5 separate regions of the Homo sapiens genome follow, and regions 1, 2, 3 and 5 are each linked to region 4. The links are chromatin contacts, found by Hi-C in ENCODE. All regions are on one chromosome and are shown on one strand. The core of a region is the stretch at or near the end of the contact, and the rest is flanking DNA. Distances in the headings are between cores, read along the strand shown. Region 1 holds the start of SESTD1 (SEC14 and spectrin domain containing 1). Region 2 holds the start of UBE2E3 (ubiquitin conjugating enzyme E2 E3). Region 3 holds the start of NABP1 (nucleic acid binding protein 1). Region 4 holds the start of ZC3H15 (zinc finger CCCH-type containing 15). Region 5 holds the start of FKBP7 (FKBP prolyl isomerase 7).

Region 1 (4,134 bases), core at 57-2,556, 7.2 Mb after region 4:
AAGTATTAAAGATTATCATAGGGAATACTGTAGATAGACGATTTTATGAAAGCAGAGAGAAAAAGAGTATTTAATTCATTGTAAATGTGTGGGGTAAGGATACAGATGTGGTGAAAGGAGATGATGTCAGGGAAGATTCCAAGGAGGAAGGGATGCATTATCTTCATTATCTTGAAGGACAATAGGAGTTCAACTGGTTAAATGAGGGATGGATTTCAGGTGGGGGAAAACTACAAGGGCACAAAGACAAAGTCTGTTGAATTTGTGTGATACGTAGATATATTAGGAGTTGAAGCTGGAGCCAAGGAGGTCAATAGATCAGATTTTAAATGGCTTTGTAAACCATGGTAATGAGTTTGAACCTGATTCAACCAGGTGGAGAGACTTTGAATGATTTTAAAGAGGGACGTTTCATGCTTAGCTCTGTCTTTTTGGAGCATTCTCTCTGGCAGTTATATGGAACTGAAGCAGCAGTGAAGTTAAAGGCTTGACCTAGAGTGGCAAAGAGGTGGAAGTCATGGAGACAGACTGATATTCACAGAATTAAGAGGAAGAATTAATCCACGGGATTTTAAGTCAGAAAACTTTAGTGGAGAGAAATTTGGTTGCTTAGTTGTTGGAATAGGAAGATTTTATCAACGGAATTAGGTGATACTGAAGTGAGTGGCTGAGTGAATAATATGGAAGTCTTGAAATTGGGACCACACAGCTGCTCTGATCTGGTGTGAATTTGCTGATGACTCTTTTGAACTGAATTCAGGAAATGACATACAAATGATTTGCGCAATAAAATGAAAACAAGGACTCTTAAGTCAGTATACTTGGAGAAAAATAACTAGGTTGGTAAAAATGGGGAAGTAGCCATTATCAGGGAGCCCCATTGTGGATTAATTTTGGACTGTCCAGTGGAAAGATCCTCAAAGCAAAACAAATGCCCTGAATCCAGCCCTTCCTCACCGCAACCCTTTCCCTTTCATCTGCCTTCATCCTTCAGCCACACCACCGCTTGGCAGTGAGTACTTGGGAGCAGCTCTTGGAGACTTTGTACTCGAACCTTCGAACTCCAGCATGAGGCCAGAGGAAATAAATGACCTGCCAGGGTGTCAAGTAACGGACCCTCTCTTAAGCCCAGACTTCTGACTCCAGATCTAGGTACCCTTCCACTCTCCAAGACTGCCTCCCGCCTGGGGAGCCTGGGCCTCGGCTAGGGGTGGGGACGGCAGGGTCCGTCCGGAGCGCCAGAGTCCCACTCGCGCCCAGCCCTCAGCCCCAGGCCCGGTTGGACGCCCCGCCCCGCCCCGCCTCCTTCCTCCTTCCCGCGCCGGGCGGGTTGCTGTACCGCCGTCACCCGGGCGCGCGCGGGGTCGCGCGGACGCGGCTCGGGCCGCGGGTGCCGAGAGGTCGCCGGGCCACCCGCACCCCCGCTCCCCGCCTGACGCACGGAGGGGCCGGGACGCGATTTGCCGCGAGTGACTGGAGCCGCAGCCGTCGCCGCTGCTGCCGCCGCCGCCCGGGCCCGCTCCGCCCCCAGCCCGCCTTCCTCCCGCCGCGCCCTCCGCCTCCGCCCGCACCTCGCTAGCGTTCCCCTGTCTTCCCCAACGCCCCGGAGCCGCCGGCCGCTAGCGTCAGCGCCAGCCAGGTGAGTGTGGCCGCCGCTCGGCCCGGGCGGGAGAAGCGCGCAGGCCCCGCGGCCGGGTGGCCGGCTTGGGCCGGTGCAGTCGGCGGCGGCGGCGGTAGCGGGCCCGGCTTTCTTCCCCTGCGCGGGCCGCGGGGCGGAGGGGCTACGCAGTGAAGGAGGGGCGCCCCCGCCCCGCCACCGCCTCTGCTCCCAACGCCCCGACCGCCCCCACCGCCTTGCCGCCACAGACAAAGCGCCGGAGGTGGGAGCCCTGCGGGCCGCCTTTGCCTCCGCGCCGTCTGCCGGGTGCGGCCGCGGCCCGCAGAGACCGGGCCGCGCGCTTTTCCGTTCCTGAGCGCCCTTGTTCATTTCTGGGTGAAAGGGACCCGAATTGTGCAACAGGTTTGGGCGTTAGTCCTTATTTTCCAGCGGGTCTCTTTTGCCAGCGTGCAGGAACCAGATGTGGCTCCCTGCTCTCGGGCGAGTCCCGCGTCCAGCGCCCGCGACTGGCTCCTTTGTGTGACCGGTGACCGGCCCTGTCGGGTGGGTGGAGGACACGGGCTCGAGGCCCCAGGGCTGCGCCGAGGCTCCTGGACGCCTCCTCAGGTCGCGGGGCTTGGCTTCCACGGGCCTGCCAGAGGTTAACATCCCTCCAGCGTTTGGGAGAGTCACAAAGGGGAGGAGAGAGAGGGTTGGCCAGGGTCTGTGGTTGTGTTTATTTTTCTATTTTAGGTAGACTCATATTAGAAAAGAGCCGCAGTCTGACCAGCTCTTGAGGGTACGGGTGGGATTTCACCCTGGGATGCACGGTTTGGACTTGGCTGTTGCTCTGACAGCCCCCGTGGTTTTCTTGGTGCTTTGACATCTTTCTCTTACACACAGACATCGCGGGAGAAGTTGGGAGTGCTGCCGAGGGAGTAACTAGATAGCAGCTGTTTGACAGGTCGTCTCTTACTTCACGTTTTGCTTGTGTCAAGCATGCCCACTATGTATCCCAGCATAGCTTGGCAAACCGTCAAATTTAAATTGCCACTCAAAATCCTAATCCTTATACATACCTACATACACAGACACACATATATCTATATACTTTTTCTGTTTTGGCTGGCTAAATCTTATTAATGTGAGAATTTTTCCTCCCAAGGAAGAATGCATAATAAGGTACAATTTATCTTTGGTTACATACCTTGGTTAAGTTATGCCAATACCTAGCTGGTTTCATTGGTATGCTATTTTAGTTTAACAATACTAATTCCTTTAGCTTTGAGCAGTAAAATACGTCTTTGTTCTAGGACCAGGAAGCTTTTATACGTAATACTTTGCCCCATGACTAAATACGTGAAAAAATTCCCCAAGGACCTAGAAAGCATTTCACAACTCTATAGGCTGTTTTTATGTTCCAAATTCCAGGAAATCGTTTTGTTGAATATTTATTCAAACATTCTGGACTAAATTTAACCTTAAAAATTGGGCCCACTCTAGTTTTTCCCCAGCATTAGAAAAATGAATTGATTGCATTTACCAAACATTTTAGCCCCTGTGAATAAGAATTGAATGGAATAATTGATGTAAGAGATTAGGAGCTAGTGATGGACTAGGAATCTGACAACAGAATGCAGAATGTAGAAAGTTGTAAGTAGAGGTCACAAAGTTGCATCTACTTGGGTTTTAATTCATTGCTAGGCATTTAATGACATTTTAAACAGGTAATCTACTAATGATATATCTGAAAATGAAATGTCCAATAATTAAGAAAACAAAGTATTGCATTTTGACCTTTTTAAAAAATGTATTTTTATAAGGACTTGTTGAAGCTTTTCCACTCTCTAAAAATGAACTTGGTATTAATGACATTTCTTTTGAAAAAATGAAATTGTACCAAACTAATCCGATTTTTAGAAAGTTTCTCTGTTATAGTAGTTTTACTTTACTAAAAATACCATTCATCTGTATAGTAGCTAACTTCAAAGATCTTTTAAAGCTGTTACAAGCAACATGAGCAACCTCTTGAGGAAAGTAGAATATTTACTAATAAAAAGTAGCAAGCAGAGAAGTGAGCCATGATTGGACCACTGCATTCCATCCTGGGTGACAGCCAGACTTTGTCTCAAAAGAAAAAAAAGCAGAGACTTAAATTTTTATAATAGTTTTCTTTGAGATATAATTCATATGCCATAGAATTCACTTTTTTAAAGTATGCAATTCAGTAGTTTTAATATATTCACAAAATTATGCAAATGTCGGCACTAATCCAAGAACGTTATTACCCTAAAAAGAACCTTGTACCTGGTAGCTTTTGTTACTATTCCCCCTTCCCCATATTTGACAACCACTAATTTACTTTATGTCTCTATGGATTTGCCTATTTTGGACATTGCATGTGAATAGAATCATAATATGTGGCCTTTAGTGTCTTTCACTTAACATAATGCTTTCAGGGTTTATTCATATTATACCATGTATCAATATTTCATTCCTTTTATGGCAGAATATTATTTTGTTATATGGCTATGCCA
Region 2 (4,095 bases), core at 977-3,476, 5.5 Mb after region 4:
TTTGATTTGCCCTCACAAGCACAGGAAGGGATAATCATAATTTAACCAGGAAAGTTACCTGTGATATACGATTGAAAGTCATGTTTTGTAAAACTGTAAGCAGATTTGCAGCACAATTTTAAATCTGCTTTCAAATATAGCAAAGGCCTGAATTTGCAAATTTTCTAGCAAATATGATCATTTCTGATCATTAAGTTTCATGAAGAGAGGCACTGCTAATCTCTGGAAGTGTCAATTTCATTAAAGAAGATTATGACTCATAAAAGGAACATCCCCAAAGTACCATCTAATTTGGGTTCACCAAATTTTCCTTGCCAACTCCTTAAACAATCTGTCAGAATGTTAGTCTAATCTCTACTCAAGGACACTCTTAACTGAAGTTACCGAAGTACAGAATTAAGTTTGCTTAAAAGTATAATTCTAGTAATGTTGCTTACATACCACCTAAAGAATGACAACTCATTCAAGTACAATTAAACTGATAATGAAGTAAATATTTCTGAACTACTGCTATTGAGGTAAAACCAACAAAAGCGTCCAACCACCTGGAAGACAACCTGACAAAGTGTGCTGGATCCTTCTTTTACACATTACCTTTTAGCACTAGTGGATAACTTAGCAGTGGTTTTGCTAGAGAGTTTGGTGTTTTTCTTCTGCTGGGTGGCAGAAGGTTTTCTTTCCTCTTGTTCTTCAGGCTCTGGAGCGGCTGGGTCTCGCTGGTCCGCATCTGAACTGCCACTGCTGGTGCTGGGGCTCTCATCATCGGACCTTTGCCTATCACTGGACATCTTGGTGAAGTTATCTCTTGGAAAACTTTTAAAGAGAACAGGGGAGGAGGAGGAGAAAATGTTAAATCTAGGAAATAAACCAACAGCATTTTCTTCTAGTCATCTAAAATCGTCTTGTAATGAAAAAGCTTCAAAAGTGTTCACACTTATTTCATCGTACAACAGGGGTACGTACAAGGGAGGTGATGTGTCACACAACGCCAGCGTTAAGGGATTTGCCGAACTCAAGTTAGAAAACCCACTCACATTTTTTTCCGTCTCTTGGACAATCTATCAATTGTCTACTTTCTCAGAAGGCATGAAACAGATTTGCCAAGGAACTTAGGCAACAAGCATTAATAACATATGACACACTGTAAATAACAGATCTCGCTGAAAAATGTTTAAAAGTCACTAATAACGTCTAAATATTTACACACTGACATTGGTCAAAGCTACCAAATTCCCTTTCCGAGAGGAAAACACACCCTGTTAATCGCCCATATGCTTATTTAAGGTGGCGATTCCTCCTCAGTGCACGTAAAGCCTTTAAACACAACACTTGGAAATTTAAAAATCAACTAACGAGCTGCTCTAGCTGTTTCCACGGCCAGCAGCGAAGATTCATCCGGCCAAGACCGAGCTGCCACCCTGGGAAAAGCAGAATTCAAACTGCACCTTCTGCAAAGCTCCCAATGCCACCAAGGTTCCTCGCTCAATTTTTATATCACGGACCGACATTTTGTCCAAAATAACGAAAAAAATAAGAAACCCAGAGAAAAAACAAACAAATAAACAAAGCCCCAAGAAGTGCAACAAATTTCCGCGCCCGCGGAGGCGAGCCACGGCCGGCGGCGGCGGCCACGCAGCTCCGCGGCCCTTTGTGGGGAGGGCCGCGCGGGGGCCGCGGGTAGCGCTCGCCGCGCCGGGCGCCAAGTGATGCGAGCAGCCCAGCCGGCCCCGCCGCGGCTCGCGGACACCGGCGACGCGGGCGCCCGGCGCGAACAAAGCTGCCCGCCCCCGCCCCCTCCCCCACCGCCGCCGCCGCCCCGGCCGCCCCCCACGCGGCCCCCCGGCCCCGCCGCCTTACCTCGGCCGCCCGCCCGGCCCGCTCGCGCGCCGCTACGGTGTGGGGGAGGGAGAGAGAAAAAAACCCTTCCTTAAGGAAATGGAGGCAGCTGTGGGGGGGGGAAGGGGGGGGAGGGAAAAAAAGAAGCCGAGGAGGCTCTGGCCGGGGAGTGTGGAACATTGAAAGTCGGAGGGGGTTGTGCAGTGCCGGGCTCCGGCCGGAGGGTGGCGCCGCCCAGCGCCTTCGGAAAAAAGCGGGGGTGGGAGCTCGGCTGGGCGAGGGCGCGAGCTCCCGGCGAGGCGGAGGGGACGCGGGAGACCCCCGCGCGCTGTAGCCTCCCGCCGCCGCCGCCCGGCTCGGCTCCTCCCGGCCGCGCAGTCAGCAAGTTCCGAGGCGAGCGCGGGGGGGAGGGGCGGGCGCGGCGGCGACGCGCGTGCTCGCTGCTTGCCTGGCGGAGGGGCGCGCGCCGCCGACGCCCGGCGGGCGCGAGCTGTTCCCGCGCGCTCCCGTGCGCGCTCTCCACACCTCCCCTCACCCTGGGGGTGCACGCGTCCGCCCGCGCGCGGCCAGGACAAAGAGCGCGGCGGGGACCCGGCGGGCTGGCCCCTGCCGCCCTTGGCCGCGGAGCCTGTGCCAGAGAAGGCGGGGGCGCGGGCACCGTATCGCGGGGCCGCTGTGCCGCGGGGTGGCTTCCGGCCTGGGCCCGCCTCCGGGGCGAGGCTGCCCATTGGGCTACCCGCGTCCCCAGGGCTGGTTCCATCCCATCCGCCTGCGCGGGGGCCGTCGTGGCTCCCGGGGCCCCAGTACCTGGGCAAGGGCCCTGGGCGCGTGGTTGGGAGTCCCCCGCCGCCCCGGGAGACGGGAGACTAATGGGTGTTGTTGACGAGGCCAGGCACGCAGGCGGAGAAGAGCTGCCACTTGCCCCTCGCGTAAGCTGGAGGAAGGGACAAGTTGGGGTCCTGGGAATTGAAGAGGGTAGAATGTATTTGGAGATTAGGGGAACAACCTCTATTTCTTTTTGGCTCATAGCTTGCAACTGTCGCTGCCAAAGGGAAGTGTCCTTCGGATTATTTGAAACCTTAAAAATCCAAAACAGTGTTTAAAATGTCCCGCTCAACATTCTTAAAAGTGAAGGAGAAGAGTTTGGGGTTGGGGGGTGGCGATGAGAGCTAAAACATGACACTTTTCTGCGGGACTCTTCTGTCTTGCACATGAGGAGCCAGTTCTGGAAAGAAAAGTTCTGAGTGATGTTGAGTCAGAATGTCCACCCAGAAAAGCTTTAGGTGGAGATAGTGACAGTTTTGTTTGTTCTACCATTCTTTTTGCAGTCTCCAGGTGGACTCTGCGGTTTTTACCCCACGGCACAAAGTAGCCAGAATACAAAAACTTCCTGTTTGCCACCCAGGCCTTCTCCAGCTACTGAGAACTTGTTCCGGTGATGGAGCCTCAAAGGAATTTGTGGATTCCTCTCCCACAAGTGTCCAGGGGCAGGGGTGCTGTGAGAATGTGCAGTTCACAAAGGGAGTGAGAATGGCAGTCAAAAGATGTATAGAGTTAAGGGAAAGAAGAAAAGACTGAGTGAGCCAACGTATTTGCTTACTATTTCTCCTAATAGAAAACTTTTGGTAAAGGCTTGATAGCAACTCTAAAGAGTAAGTTACATTTCCATAATTTTCCAAAGACACAGTCATTCAGTTAACTTTATTGAGGGCTATATGTTGCTAGGTGCTGGACATACACTCATTCAATTGCTGTGTGACTAAAGCCAGGTCTCTACTCTGTGCTAAGAGCTCCTAGTCCAGAAGGGGAACAGTTCATTAAAGTTCGCTAGGTTCATAAGTAGTAAGGATATTCCACTCAGAATGAACAGATAGAATATCTCATGCCTCAAAAAAGATCATGGTCTGTGTGTGGACAAGCATTTTGATTTGGCTGGGTCAAAGAGTGCTTGTGGGAAAAGCTTGTTAGTGAAAATAAAAGCAGAATTTTCCCCCAGCTTTACACGATGTGATGTTACAGCAAAAGCCAGCCAATTTGGAGTTGAAGCTTTGCTTTGTTTGGAATGGGGAGACAGAAAAGGAAAGCTGTACGTTAAACATGGGTTCTTTTAGGAAATTTAAGAACAGAAATAGCCTGAAGGCCCAAAGGCCAATTGCTGATAGGATTTAGTGGGGTAAGGAGCTTAGGGGAGAAAGATATTTAGTTGTTTGGTAACATCTTCTACAGAAGAAATAGTATTGGGTTGAAAAGCCAGGGAAG
Region 3 (3,874 bases), core at 17-2,516, 5.2 Mb before region 4:
GGTCCCAAAAAATAATAATAATTAAAAATCTACTTAACCTGTAAACCGGGGTAGAGGCGCGGATTTCCCAGCTGAAACCGACTGCCTTTCACTGCAAAGGTCTGTTACATCCCAGCGCTGCCCACCACCCAAAGTTAACACCAAAGGAGTTCAAAACTCCTCAAGAGTGGCCCACAGAAAAGGCGGGGGACTTCAGGGCTTGCCAAGATCCCAGGAGCCGGCCAATCCCGATTCTGCAGACTGTTAGGTCCCCCGACTTTTTTGCACACCTACCCTCTGGTCAACCGAATAATATCCCCTGGCTGTATAAGACCTCCGATCTCATCCCACACGGAAATAGTGATGCTGCCCGTTTTATCTGCTACTTTGCACGATCTCACTTCATGGCCGTCTTTGGTTTTGGTCACGCGTCCTGTGAGGATTTAAAAATCAAAGGGAGGGGTTGTTAGATAATGAGGACATCCAGAAAGGCTAACTCCTCCTCCGGTATTTTAATACATCTGGAAGGTGGGAAGTGACCAAGCCCAGGGCTCCCGCCTCAGGTAGGATCCGATCTCGGGCGGAGGCCACTAGAGCCACGTGGGTGGGGGAGGGGAGGGAGGAGGAGGGGAGCCCCGGGCGCGCAGCGGCCGGCGCCCCTGTCTCCCGCCCCGGGAGGCACAGCGGGCGGTGGAGTAGGCTGCAAACCCCACTTACCTATCTCCAGGACAATAAAGACGACATTTAAGTTTTTCAGTCCGGGCTTAATATCTCTTATAAAAATAAGTGGGTCGTTGACCCTATTCATATTGGGACAGGCGCGGCTACGGCTGCGGAGACGCGAGTGGGCAGGGCGGGGTCAAAGCTTCCCACCCTCCCGGGACAGGGGCGAAGGCAGAGGGGCGACCTTGGGCAGGGGTGGCGAGAGAAGGGGCAGAAAGCCGTTAGTCAGGGACCGGGCAAACCAGCCCGGACAGCACTGAGCCTAAAAAAAGAAAAAAAAAAAAAAAAAAAAAAAAGGCTCACAAGTTCTAAAGAAAAAAAGGCGAACCACTCCGCACACCAACCCCGCTCCCAACCGGGCGACAGGAAGGCAAGCGTACTAACTGCCCCGTTCTTTGGATAAAAGGAAAAAAAAACGCAGTGAGGGGACACTTCTGCCCTGAGTCCCGCTCACTCACACGGGCGCGCGCCCAGCCTGTCCCGGGCTCCGGGAAGGAACGGGCTGTGACAGCGAAACGGGAGCGGAGACAGAACACCGCACACCCAGCGTCCCAAACAGCGACTGATGAACACGCCCGCGCGCCGGCAGGACCCTCGGCCCGCCCCTCCCCTTGTGAAGTCACGCTGCGTCGGCACGCCTGCTGCCACGCCCGCCTGGTGCTGGGGAGGGGAAGCAAAGGGGCGGGACCCGGCCGCCGCAGCCCGCAGAGCTTCCCTCGCTCCTCCCCGGGGGCTGTCAGCGCGGGCTCCGCCCCCTCGTCCTTCCAATCGCTCTCGGCCCCGCCTCCCCCGCCCTCCCGTTCTCCACCCACTTCAGCTGTCGCCGCGCAGCAGCAGTTCTGTTCGGTTTCGCCTTCCTGCTGTGCAGTCTTTTGACGCTTGCTGTCCAACTTTGGAGTTTTCTTGCCTTTTTTTCTCTCAGAGTTGAGCCCCTGCCCGGGCCCTTTAGTCCCTCGGTCACGAGGAACGGTAGAGTTTAGAACCTGTGAGTACGTTAGAAAGTTCGCAGTCGAGGAAGAACAGGGTTCGGGCAAGGGCAGCTGGTCCGGTACCAAGGGAAAACAGGCTGGGATGGTGAAGGCGTCAGTGGCTACAAGGCTGGAAGTTTAGCACCAGAAGGGAATTTGGAGATCAATTCAACCGCCTCATTTCAGGCATACTTAAATTGAAACCCAGAAAGATGAGGTAATTTGCAGAAGGTCACCCAGCAACCCCTGAGCAGGCAGGACTGCAACACAAATGTCTGACGTGGGCTTCCACTGTGTAATGCTAAGCAGATAGGACGTAAATTCCTTTGCAGACTTCTCATTTTTCCTTACCCCCTGCCTCTCATATTACACACCTTCCCCATTTAGCTTTTCTTCTTTTACTTTGCACTTGCTTTTGTACATCTAAAAGGAATTAATTATTCAACAGCAGTGGGAACCCTTGAAACATAATCTGGAAAAAAAGATTAATAAAGTTTTTTTTATGTCGCGTAGTGAAAAGAGCATGTGCTTTAGAGACAAACCTGGGCTCCAGCTATTTACTTGTGAGAGCTTTAGGTCAATTGGCTTTTATTACAGCTTTTTAACCATAATAAAATGGGGATCCCTGCCTAGCAGAAGATTGATTAAATGGATCATAAATTGTCCAACTAGTGCCTAGCAAATAGTACATACTCAGTATTTTCCCCTTTTTAATCCCCGTTTTACAGGCGATGGAACTCACCAGAGACCAGATAGCTAGAGAATGGCTGAGCTGGGTTTTAAATCTAGTCAATCTTGACCCCAGAGCTCTCCAGCCTAAAGGTAATGTTTAGACTTAACTTCCAGTGGTGTCATTATAAGAGTCAAAAACAGACTGAAGAAATAAAATAGCAGAATAAAGTAGTGGGGCATTAAAGAATCATCTAGTTAATTCTTGGTGATGATAACAGAAATGTTGGGAAAAGTGTCAGAAGCCTTAATTTTCTCCCCATTCTTTCTGAGTATCTTTAGATCAACCACCACTTCCCAAGTATTTGCAAACAAGCAGCATAGATATTATAGCCCTAGAAAGAGTTGGAAACATTATCACAACATTAGCAAGAGAGTCAAGGCATTTTTAAGGAAACAGAAGCTTCCATTTCATGAACTAATAAAGCCCAAGGTGCCAAAGACACTGATGTCATACTGGAAAGTGGTGTAAAATAAAATTATAAGCATAATTTCAACATCAAATAAAACAAATGATGAAACATGCCAGTTAATGGCAGAGCCAGCGTCCAACCTCAATCCCAATCCAGCTCAGAAGCTCTAATTCTACCATGGTTATCTGGCAGGACTTGACACTTCAATTGGATTGTACTCAAAGCTGTATTTTCTTAAACAGGCAAAATATTCTCACAGAAGCAATATTTAAGGCAGAGCTCTTTTTTTTTTTTTTTAAGGTTTGACAAGATCTTCAAAAGATTAAGAATAGACAGGAAACCAATTAAGAATGTTAAGAGTTACGGCCAAGAGTTTGGGCAAAGAAAGTTTGCCACTCAACTCTCAATCATTTGCCCCCAGAAAAGGGATTAGGTTGGGCTGTTCAGGCTAATTATATGAACATTTTATAAAAAGAAATCAGACACAGAAAATCAAGCCCCACAAAAGCAGAAGCTGGTACTCCAAGCTGTGGCTCAGCCCTTCCCTTCCCCCACAGGACAGAACTCAGCTGAACATCTACTTCCTTCCCTACTAACTCAGCAGTTCTCAGAAAGGAAATGGCAACCATATGCTTTCTCATTAACCAAAACGAAAGGCAGCCTTGAGAAACAAGATGGTCTGGGCAATACAGAAACTGTTCAGCCCAGGCTAGTTGGTTTCAGCTACCTCTAAATCACTCCCAAAGATGTGGTTAATAAAAAGAAAAAGGAGATGTCAAGGAGACAATTATTGCTAGGCAGATATCTTTTCTTATATTACCATTCAGTGAAATAGATCTGCCACTCAGTCTACTCATTTAGGTCATAATGATTATATTGCTGATTCTTTAATACATACACAAGATTACTTCATGGTCTTCTTTTCTCTAAGGCTGTTGTTCTTCAAGCCTTCATTTTTCACAGCCTAAACATAAGCTTACTCTGAGATGATGGACTCTTCCACTTTACATCCAGAACCTCAACACCATGTTTTAGTGTAAAGATGCTTAGTGAGATCCACTG
Region 4 (3,980 bases), core at 442-2,941:
GTTGATGGATACTATAAACAACTTTCACACATAATTCCTTAAAATAAGAATACTAGTCCTACTAATTAAAAATAAAACAATTAGATATAGAGAAAGCTCTACAATGCATGAAGTATAATTTAAATTGTCTAAATTATTACATAACATTTAATTTCAATGGGAGTTTTACTTCGTATCAGGGTCCAATCTCGAGGAAAACGACATCCCTAAAATGTCCTTGGTTTTCATAAAAGTGAATGCCATCCGATCAGCAACCCCTGAAATTTACCTAAGTGCCACGAATCCAGATTGTTCAAATAAGGTAATAGAAAACACAGATGTGAAGGTAATATTTTGTTTTTAAGTGTCTGGCTATAGTACTTCATGACAGTTTTAAACTGTACAAATTGGCAATAAGAATACCAGTTCTCCTCCAAAGTTGGAACCTGGCCAAGTATAGCAAAATTCTTAAGCATTTTCTTAAATCCAATGAGCAGACTTTACACCTTATGCGGTAAAATGGTCATGGCTTTTTCTAATTATATCCAAAGTACAAGAGGTCCTATTTAATTATGAGGAGGATTAATAGCAGAAATCGAGGGAAGAAATACCTCGTTGGGGTCTGTATGGTATGTTTACGTAATGTCAAATATGGTTCATCTTTTAAGGAAACTCAATTCAGTTGTTGGAAAACAAGTGCACAACATGTAAGAACGTCAATAGCGTTCCTTGGCCATTAAAGGGCTACAGGCTCAATGTGTTAAACGAATATATATACACACACATATATACACATATACACACACATAGATGTATACATATATACACGCGCACACACACACATATATCTCAAACTGGGTTACGGGACTTCACACAATTAGTGACACTGAAACCTAATCTCTTTTAAGGCGTTATCCTATTTAATCCACTTCAGAATGTAAGTACCAAGCTCTGCGTTCAAGACCCTGGGTTGTGACGGAAAGTCCTTCCATTCTTTATGGGACTTTAAACATTTCAGAGGTGGATCGAAAAAGCCACCAAGTCGTAATTTGTTGGTTCAAAAGAACTAACAGTACCATCCCTGGGTGACGGGTAAAGAAATAACGAACACAAAGACTCGTCATGAGTCGGTCTTCCAGAAAGACGCTGGCCCGAGACCGTTCAGCGTATTTCTTCACACATAACCTTGGAAAATCTCCTCAATTCTGAGAGGACTAGCGAAGGATAAAACCCTGTGCCAGTCCCGAGGGGTCATTTCGCACCCGGGTGCATGGGTGGGTGAACACGGGCGTGTGGGCGGAGAGGCAAAGCCCAGGTGCGGGGGCGCCAGCAGCGTCACTATAGTAATGAGAGAGCTAGCGTCATCAGGGGCTGGAGAAGGGGCAGTGGGCCACACAGGCCTAAGGGAGGAACACGTGGCCCGAGGAAGCGAGCCGGCTCCCAGGGAAGCCCGGAGCGGGGAAGTGGCTTTCCGGAGGGCTCGCGGCGTGAGTGGGGGAGGGGTGGGTACTCACTTCGATAATCTTCTCCTTCTTTTTTTGCTCCGCCTTTTTGCTGCCCCCGGCCTGAGCCTGTTTCTTGGGGGGCATTGCGGAGACAGATGGCACCGGCCAGACTTACGCGCAGCTGAATACCGTCAGGGGTTCTGGCCCTGCGGCAGGACGAGGAGGAAGACCGGGGCCTCACTCGCCGCACCGCACGGAAAGCGAGTCGCTCATTGGCCCCGCAAACGCGGCCTTTGCGACAGGTCGATGTCGCAGAGCATAGTGGGTAGCGAGGAGCGGCTCCCGGAAGCGGAGCTGCGCGTGCGCGCCCACTGCGTCCCACTAGGAGGGGGCAGGGACGGGACGTGGGAAAATGACTACGCGTCACTCGTGATGTCGCGCATCCGATAGGCCCTTTTCAGATGGCAAAAGGCCTGAGGGTGAATCTGGGCGAGCTGGTTGAGTCCATGCGTTTGTGCTTCCTCTCAGTCCACTTTCGCTTACGATGGGGCGACTCTTGTCCATCGTCACCTCACCGGGAAACTTTTCCTGCCGGGCCAGTTAATGGTCCCCTGTACCATCCCCATCCTGAGTGACTACTAAGCAGCCGCAGCGACTCGGGGTTGCTCCGTGACCACGTTACTCAGTTAACCTTCTTGTTCCCTGGAGAGGCGGAGCTGAATGGCCCGTGAGTGTCGCGTGCTTCAGATTCCTGCGAAGGATTATTTAAAAAATGGAAAAAGTTAACTTTCATTTGCAGGGTCCCTTTCATTTGAAGAGCATCTGAGATGGCGTCCCAGATAAGGAGGCACTTGAACTCCTTAGAAGTACTGTATTAAGTTATTTTGAGACTTTAGGAGAGTGCCTAGGTGATTCCTAAAAATTCCTTTATAACGTGAAAGTAACCAAACTTAGTTAGAACTTAGTTTAAGTGCTTGGTAGCTCCAGAAATTCCTTGGCACATTACACACACTATTTCATTTAGTTATCACAACGACACTTAGGTGGGAGTTGTTACTGTTTTCGTTTTATAGATGAAGCAGAGAAAGGAAGAAAGATGCCCAAAGTTATATTAAGGACAGAGCCAGCAATTGTAATCTTGGCAGTCCGGCTTCAGCCTATATGCCTATTACCTAACATTACAAACTTAGATCCTGTTTGAAAAGGTACTTGAATGATGAATGGGACCCATTGATATTTGTACAAACGAAAATACTATTTTTTAAAAATGTACAATGCTTAGCTGTTATTTTTTAAAATGATTATTGTTTAAACTATTTCTGTTAAGAAGCATTGTGGAACCAAGAATCATCTTTATAGATAAAAGTTTTTTTATCTTTTTCATTAATTTGAATAGGGAGAAAACGATAAGCCCCCCTACTTAGTCAAATTGATTATTTGCTTAGTAATTTTCTACGTAAGATAATGTCAAGGAACCCCAAGTATGTTTTGTGTGTGTATGTGTGTGTGTAGAAGAAATGTGATAGCTACTAAAAAGAATTGTGTCGAGAATGGCAGGTGTATGTTGACACACTTTTTTTCATTTGGGCTCATATTGGCAGGTTAATGGGCTCCCCCCCTTTTACATATTTTCATCTTTATTTTTTGTAATTGTCATAGTTCTTGTCAGAGGATGGAGGGATGCAGCCAGCCCCCTCTTTACTCAGTATTATTATCCATTTGATTATTTGGGGATCGTCTCCTTTGAGACTTTGTTTGCATATGGAATGTAGTTGTCTTAACTTCCTACTTTTAGTGCCCCAAAGATGCCCTTTGGGCCTTTGATTTTGAGTAATTTTACTGATTATTATTATGAGGCAAATGAATTATAAGTAACAAATATGGGGAAGTTACAAAGAATCTAGAGTCTCATAATGTTATGATAATGGCTCCAGTTTCATGGTTCATAACTTCTTCTGTCTCCTGACCTTTGCTTTCGGTTTTTTCCTCTGAAGTGTAGCCCAGGTAGAGAACAAAGATCCTTTCTTGCCTCAAGTGGAAAATACACATTTCTGAATATAGTACATGCTCTTATAGCACTCTCCCTCGTACACTATTTCTTCATACATTTTAGAAATAAGGAAGTCCAACTCATTGAATTCACTACTTTTTGAAATAAGGTACATGGTTTTTCCTGGTCTCAAATAGCAAATGGTAGCAGGGCTGGGACTTTTATGTCTTCTACTGCTATTTTTATTGACCTTACAATTCAAACGAAACTTTCACAAAACAGTGCTTAGAAGGCATAGTCCAAGGGTTACAATTCATATACCCAAGAAAGCAGGGCTATAAACTTGAGCGTCAGGATGAGTGAAATACATTAGGAAGTTGTGGGAACAGTGTTAAACCTGAGGTAAATGCCCACCGTAAAAGAACTAAAAGAAAAACTGTCAAACCTGACTGCTTCGATTTGGTAGACAGGCTGTGAATTTACTGCCTTGGATATAGCCATTTGGATAACTTTACATTTATTGGAATGTATCAGATGTAATAGATTAAGGCAGTAGATTTTGTACT
Region 5 (3,977 bases), core at 255-2,754, 8.0 Mb after region 4:
AAATACATAATATCCTGTTTCTTCATGAAATCCTGTTTTTATTTTACATAAAATCCTGTTTTTTCTTCAAAAATACATAAAAGCCTTCCTATTTCTGTTTGCTTCGTATTTTCCTCATATTCAAGGGGTCTGAAATTATCTCCTAGGAAGGCAATGTGCAGCAGACGGGGTCCTCTGACAAGGAATGGCGAGGGCCCCCAAGGAACTGTCATCACGCCGATAACCTTGGATAGCCACAATTTTATTTAGAATATAAAACATGGAACTCGACTTCGGAATTTTAGTCTAGAAATGGGGACTTCCCCCTAGCTTTTATGATTTTTGAAACTCCTGCTTGGACGCAATTGTCATCTTGCATAATCGACAGTAATTTTCAGGTTTATGGAATTTTGCAAACTTTAAGCAAAGCACATCAATCAGGCTCAGTGCTGCGGCTTTTCTTCGCATCACCGAGGTAGAATAGCACCTCTACTCCCAGAACTTAATCCAGGCGAATGCAGAAGGCCTTTGCTGGTTTTCTGGTTTGGGTAGTCTTTGGGTATTCACTTGGAAACAAGGCGAATTGATGGATGGATAGAGTGATGGATGGATATGTAATAAATATAATATAGTTCAATGACAGGATCCAGATGGTGGGTGTAGGAGAGTTTACTGTAGAATTCAACTTTCTGTGTATTTTAAAGGTTTTCATACTAAAATTGGTGGTGAAGTGGTGTTGTCACACAGATTTGACCAAATCCCTGCTGCGTATTAGCTGTGAGATTGGGACAACATGCCCAATACTCAAGTTTTCTTGACTGATGTGGACAATTACGTATCCCATGGGATGGTACAAAAAAGTCAAAAGAACATTCCCCGCACTACCAGAGGCCCTCGAATCAAGGGCGGCCCCGAGTGGCGGGGAAAAGAAATGCAAGCCAGCGGAGGATGCTGAATTGTGGAGGTCGGCTCTCGGAAACGCCTGCAGCCAGGCAGAGGAGTTGCGGTACCGCAGTTTCGTTGCATCGGGCTGGCCTTCAGGTTGTGCGACTCAGCCTGGAACCTCTGAATGCAAGATTCCGACCTGAGAATGCGCTTCAAGGACACCTCCGAAGCACCCAGAAAGCCACCGCCAGCCTATTTTTTACGCTCCTTTTCCAGCATGCCTCTCCCTCCCCCCAGTATCTATCTGCTCGTTCCCTAGGGGTCTTAGAAGCCTTTTGCTTCCAGAAATGACAACCATATTCCCTGACTCTACGACATCCCAGGCTGTTTATTTCGTCTTATGCCAGTTTCATTTTAGAAAATGCGAATGTTGTCACCGAACCCTGAGGAAACCTGCTGTAAAATACGCGGGTTTAGCGAGAAGAAGCGGAGCGAGTGTGCGTTGCGATCTTAAAGACTGAGGACAGCCAGCCCGAGGGCCTAGAAACAGCGTTAACCGCGCTGAGCCCGCTGCGGGAGGCGGAGGGGTTGGGGCCATGAGAGGGCGGGGCCGCATCTATGGCCCCGCCCCGGCCCTTTGTGACGCAGGACAACGCCTGCCACGCGTCGGAACTCGGCCGCGGGACATCCACGGGGCGCGAGTGACACGCGGGAGGGAGAGCAGTGTTCTGCTGGAGCCGATGCCAAAAACCATGCATTTCTTATTCAGATTCATTGTTTTCTTTTATCTGTGGGGCCTTTTTACTGCTCAGAGACAAAAGAAAGAGGAGAGCACCGAAGAAGTGAAAATAGAAGTTTTGCATCGTCCAGAAAACTGCTCTAAGACAAGCAAGAAGGGAGACCTACTAAATGCCCATTATGACGGCTACCTGGCTAAAGACGGCTCGAAATTCTACTGCAGGTAGGAAATGCTGCGAGCTGCCCGTGCGTCCAGTTGCACAAAATCTTGCCTGCCTCCACCAAGCGGAAGCCTCATTGGTTGGTTGGTTGGGGTTTTATTTTTTAACGGTAAAAGTTGAGCCCTTTATTCATTAAAAAAAATCACATTATATGGCAGTGTTTCTCTAATAAACTGAATATTTTTATTTAAAGTATTGAAAATGTTGTGGCAATAAATTATCAAAAATACGATACATCCACACACACATCAACCACCACCATTACCCTTGGGACCTCCAGAATTAAATCAAGGTTCTGCCTATAAGGATGTTCACATTTTTCCCTTGCCAGAAGTATTGAGTCTTTACGGAGGAATACATGGAATAAAGAGATTTAATTCTGGCCTTCAGAAGCACGATTTTTATAGGTTGTGGCCACTTTCTATCAAGAAAAACAGTTACTTCCCTGGTGACTTCTGGTGGGCCCTGCTCCCTCATTCCACCTGGTGCCTACTCTGATTTAATTGATGGCTTATTACTCAGAGGGAGAATCTTTTCTTTACCCTGTAAAGATAGGACTGGGAAAAACAGTTCCATCCATTTAGAATAAAATAGAGAAATTTAATAAGAATTTATACAATTTTATAATTTAATAAGAATTTAATAAATTATATCATTAGAATTTAATAAGAAAATATACCATTTTAAATTACTATTAAAATGACTTTTTGAGGCTAAAACTGCCCTATCATTTTTTTACAACAAACCCAGGGAGTTAAATGAGTTCTTTGTACAAGCCATGCACCTAGTTAGGGGCTGGAGACCCATTAAAAAGTTAACTGTTGAATAGTTTTTGTAAAGATAACAATTTTAAAAAATGAGATGGCTGTTAATGATTAACTTTGGGCAAATCATACTTCTTTCTGGTGATTATAGGGAAGTTTGAGTCAAACACCCCATTAAGGGTTTTAGAAAGAGTGATTATATGGGAATGATGGTTAGAGAGGACTCCAATTTTAAATGCCCAGCTGTATTTTCAAGTTTGATTTCTTGAAATCAGTTTACTTAAGTATTGCTTTTTGTTATAGCCGGACACAAAATGAAGGCCACCCCAAATGGTTTGTTCTTGGTGTTGGGCAAGTCATAAAAGGCCTAGACATTGCTATGACAGATATGTGCCCTGGAGAAAAGCGAAAAGTAGTTATACCCCCTTCATTTGCATACGGAAAGGAAGGCTATGGTAAGATGTTTAATTTTAATTTCTTGTTTTAGTTATATTTAAAAAATGATTAATAGATTTCTGGGTATATAGGTCTGAAAGAATTGAAAGCACAGTCTCAAAGAAATATTTGTACAGCCATGCTCATAGCAGCCATGTACAATAGACAAGAGATGGAAGCAAGCCACATGTCCATACATAGAGAAATGGATAAACAAAATGAATACATGCATATATGGAAGCCAGGCACAGTGGCTCATGCCTGTAATCCCAACACTTTGGGAGGCCAAGGTGGTAGAATCACTTGAGGCCAGGACCAGCCTGAGCAACAGCAAGACCCTGCTCTACAAAAAAAAAAAAAAAAAAAATGAAATGGAATATTATTCAGCCTTAAAAAGGAAGAAAATTCTGAGACATGCACCAACATGTATCAGCCTTGAGGACATTATGCTAAATGAAATAAACCAGTCACAAAAAGACAAATACTGTATAATTCCATTTATGTGAGGTACCTGGAGTAGTCAAATTAATAGAGACAAAGTAGAAGGGTGATTGCCAGAGGCTGAAGTGAGAGGGAAAAGGGGAATTGTTGACCAATGGGTATAGAGTTTCATTTTTGCCAGATGAAGAGTTCTGGAGATTGGTTGCATGGTAGTGTAAGCGTACTTTACTGAACAACACACTTGAAAATTGTTATGATGGTAAATTTTATGTTATGTGTATTTTACCACAATTAAAAACAAAAAAGTGAAATAAAAAATGATAGATGAAATAAAGAGAACAGTAAAGCCCAATGACCTTAAGCTCTATCTAGTTCAGTCCAGTCCCTTCTTTTTGCTTATAAGGATAATATGACATTGTTTGAATATAGATCTCTGGCCAGAGTTCTTTCTTCTACATTGTGGCAACACTCATGATGATTATATATATTCTATAAGCTCTACCTTAAGCATTTT

What was found. Hi-C counts contacts between places; a loop is a spot of excess contacts on that map. Pooled maps may share reads with other maps.
Region 1: a pooled map shows a loop between it and region 4 (14-fold over the local background). The contact joins the promoter of SESTD1 here to the promoter of ZC3H15 in region 4. A Hi-C loop is called at or near these places in 2 of 37 single-sample maps with no recorded cell type and 9 of 50 pooled maps.
Region 2: a loop to region 4 is called in a map of naive thymus-derived CD4-positive, alpha-beta T cell, with 8 times the contacts of the local background. The contact joins the promoter of UBE2E3 here to the promoter of ZC3H15 in region 4. A Hi-C loop is called at or near these places in 2 of 168 maps with a recorded cell type or tissue (CD4-positive, alpha-beta memory T cell and naive thymus-derived CD4-positive, alpha-beta T cell) and 12 of 50 pooled maps.
Region 3: a loop to region 4 is called in a map of gastrocnemius medialis, with 15 times the contacts of the local background. The contact joins the promoter of NABP1 here to the promoter of ZC3H15 in region 4. A Hi-C loop is called at or near these places in 1 of 168 maps with a recorded cell type or tissue (gastrocnemius medialis), 1 of 37 single-sample maps with no recorded cell type and 17 of 50 pooled maps.
Region 5: a loop to region 4 is called in a map of CD8-positive, alpha-beta T cell, with 20 times the contacts of the local background. The contact joins the promoter of FKBP7 here to the promoter of ZC3H15 in region 4. A Hi-C loop is called at or near these places in 1 of 168 maps with a recorded cell type or tissue (CD8-positive, alpha-beta T cell), 1 of 37 single-sample maps with no recorded cell type and 5 of 50 pooled maps.

Annotation. Positions count from the first base shown.
Region 1 is chr2:179,262,004-179,266,137 of GRCh38, reverse strand. It overlaps SESTD1 (SEC14 and spectrin domain containing 1), which reads left to right and starts at 1,306. Exons shown (of 18, transcript NM_178123.5): 1 at 1,306-1,639. RefSeq lists silencers at 1,205-1,824, 1,835-1,904, 2,013-2,176 and an enhancer at 2,505-2,574.
Region 2 is chr2:180,978,736-180,982,830 of GRCh38, reverse strand. It overlaps UBE2E3 (ubiquitin conjugating enzyme E2 E3), which reads right to left and starts at 2,226. Exons shown (of 6, transcript NM_006357.4): 1 at 1,858-2,226; 2 at 595-813. The coding sequence starts at 788. It overlaps UBE2E3-DT (UBE2E3 divergent transcript), which reads left to right and starts at 1,819. Exons shown (of 2, transcript NR_187176.1): 1 at 1,819-2,765; 2 at 3,165-4,095. RefSeq lists a silencer at 1,949-2,808.
Region 3 is chr2:191,675,528-191,679,401 of GRCh38, reverse strand. It overlaps NABP1 (nucleic acid binding protein 1), which reads right to left and starts at 1,266. Exons shown (of 6, transcript NM_001031716.5): 1 at 697-1,266; 2 at 274-412. The coding sequence starts at 787. RefSeq lists enhancers at 1-95, 923-1,425, 1,635-1,714, 3,308-3,417 and silencers at 565-624, 1,225-1,574, 3,365-3,659.
Region 4 is chr2:186,483,971-186,487,950 of GRCh38, reverse strand. It overlaps ZC3H15 (zinc finger CCCH-type containing 15), which reads right to left and starts at 1,691. Exons shown (of 10, transcript NM_018471.3): 1 at 1,494-1,691. The coding sequence starts at 1,568. It overlaps LOC105373785 (a long non-coding RNA gene), which reads left to right and starts at 1,951. Exons shown (of 2, transcript XR_001739147.3): 1 at 1,951-2,151. RefSeq lists an enhancer at 1,582-2,061.
Region 5 is chr2:178,476,127-178,480,103 of GRCh38, reverse strand. It overlaps FKBP7 (FKBP prolyl isomerase 7), which reads left to right and starts at 1,504. Exons shown (of 4, transcript NM_181342.3): 1 at 1,504-1,825; 2 at 2,891-3,042. The coding sequence starts at 1,605.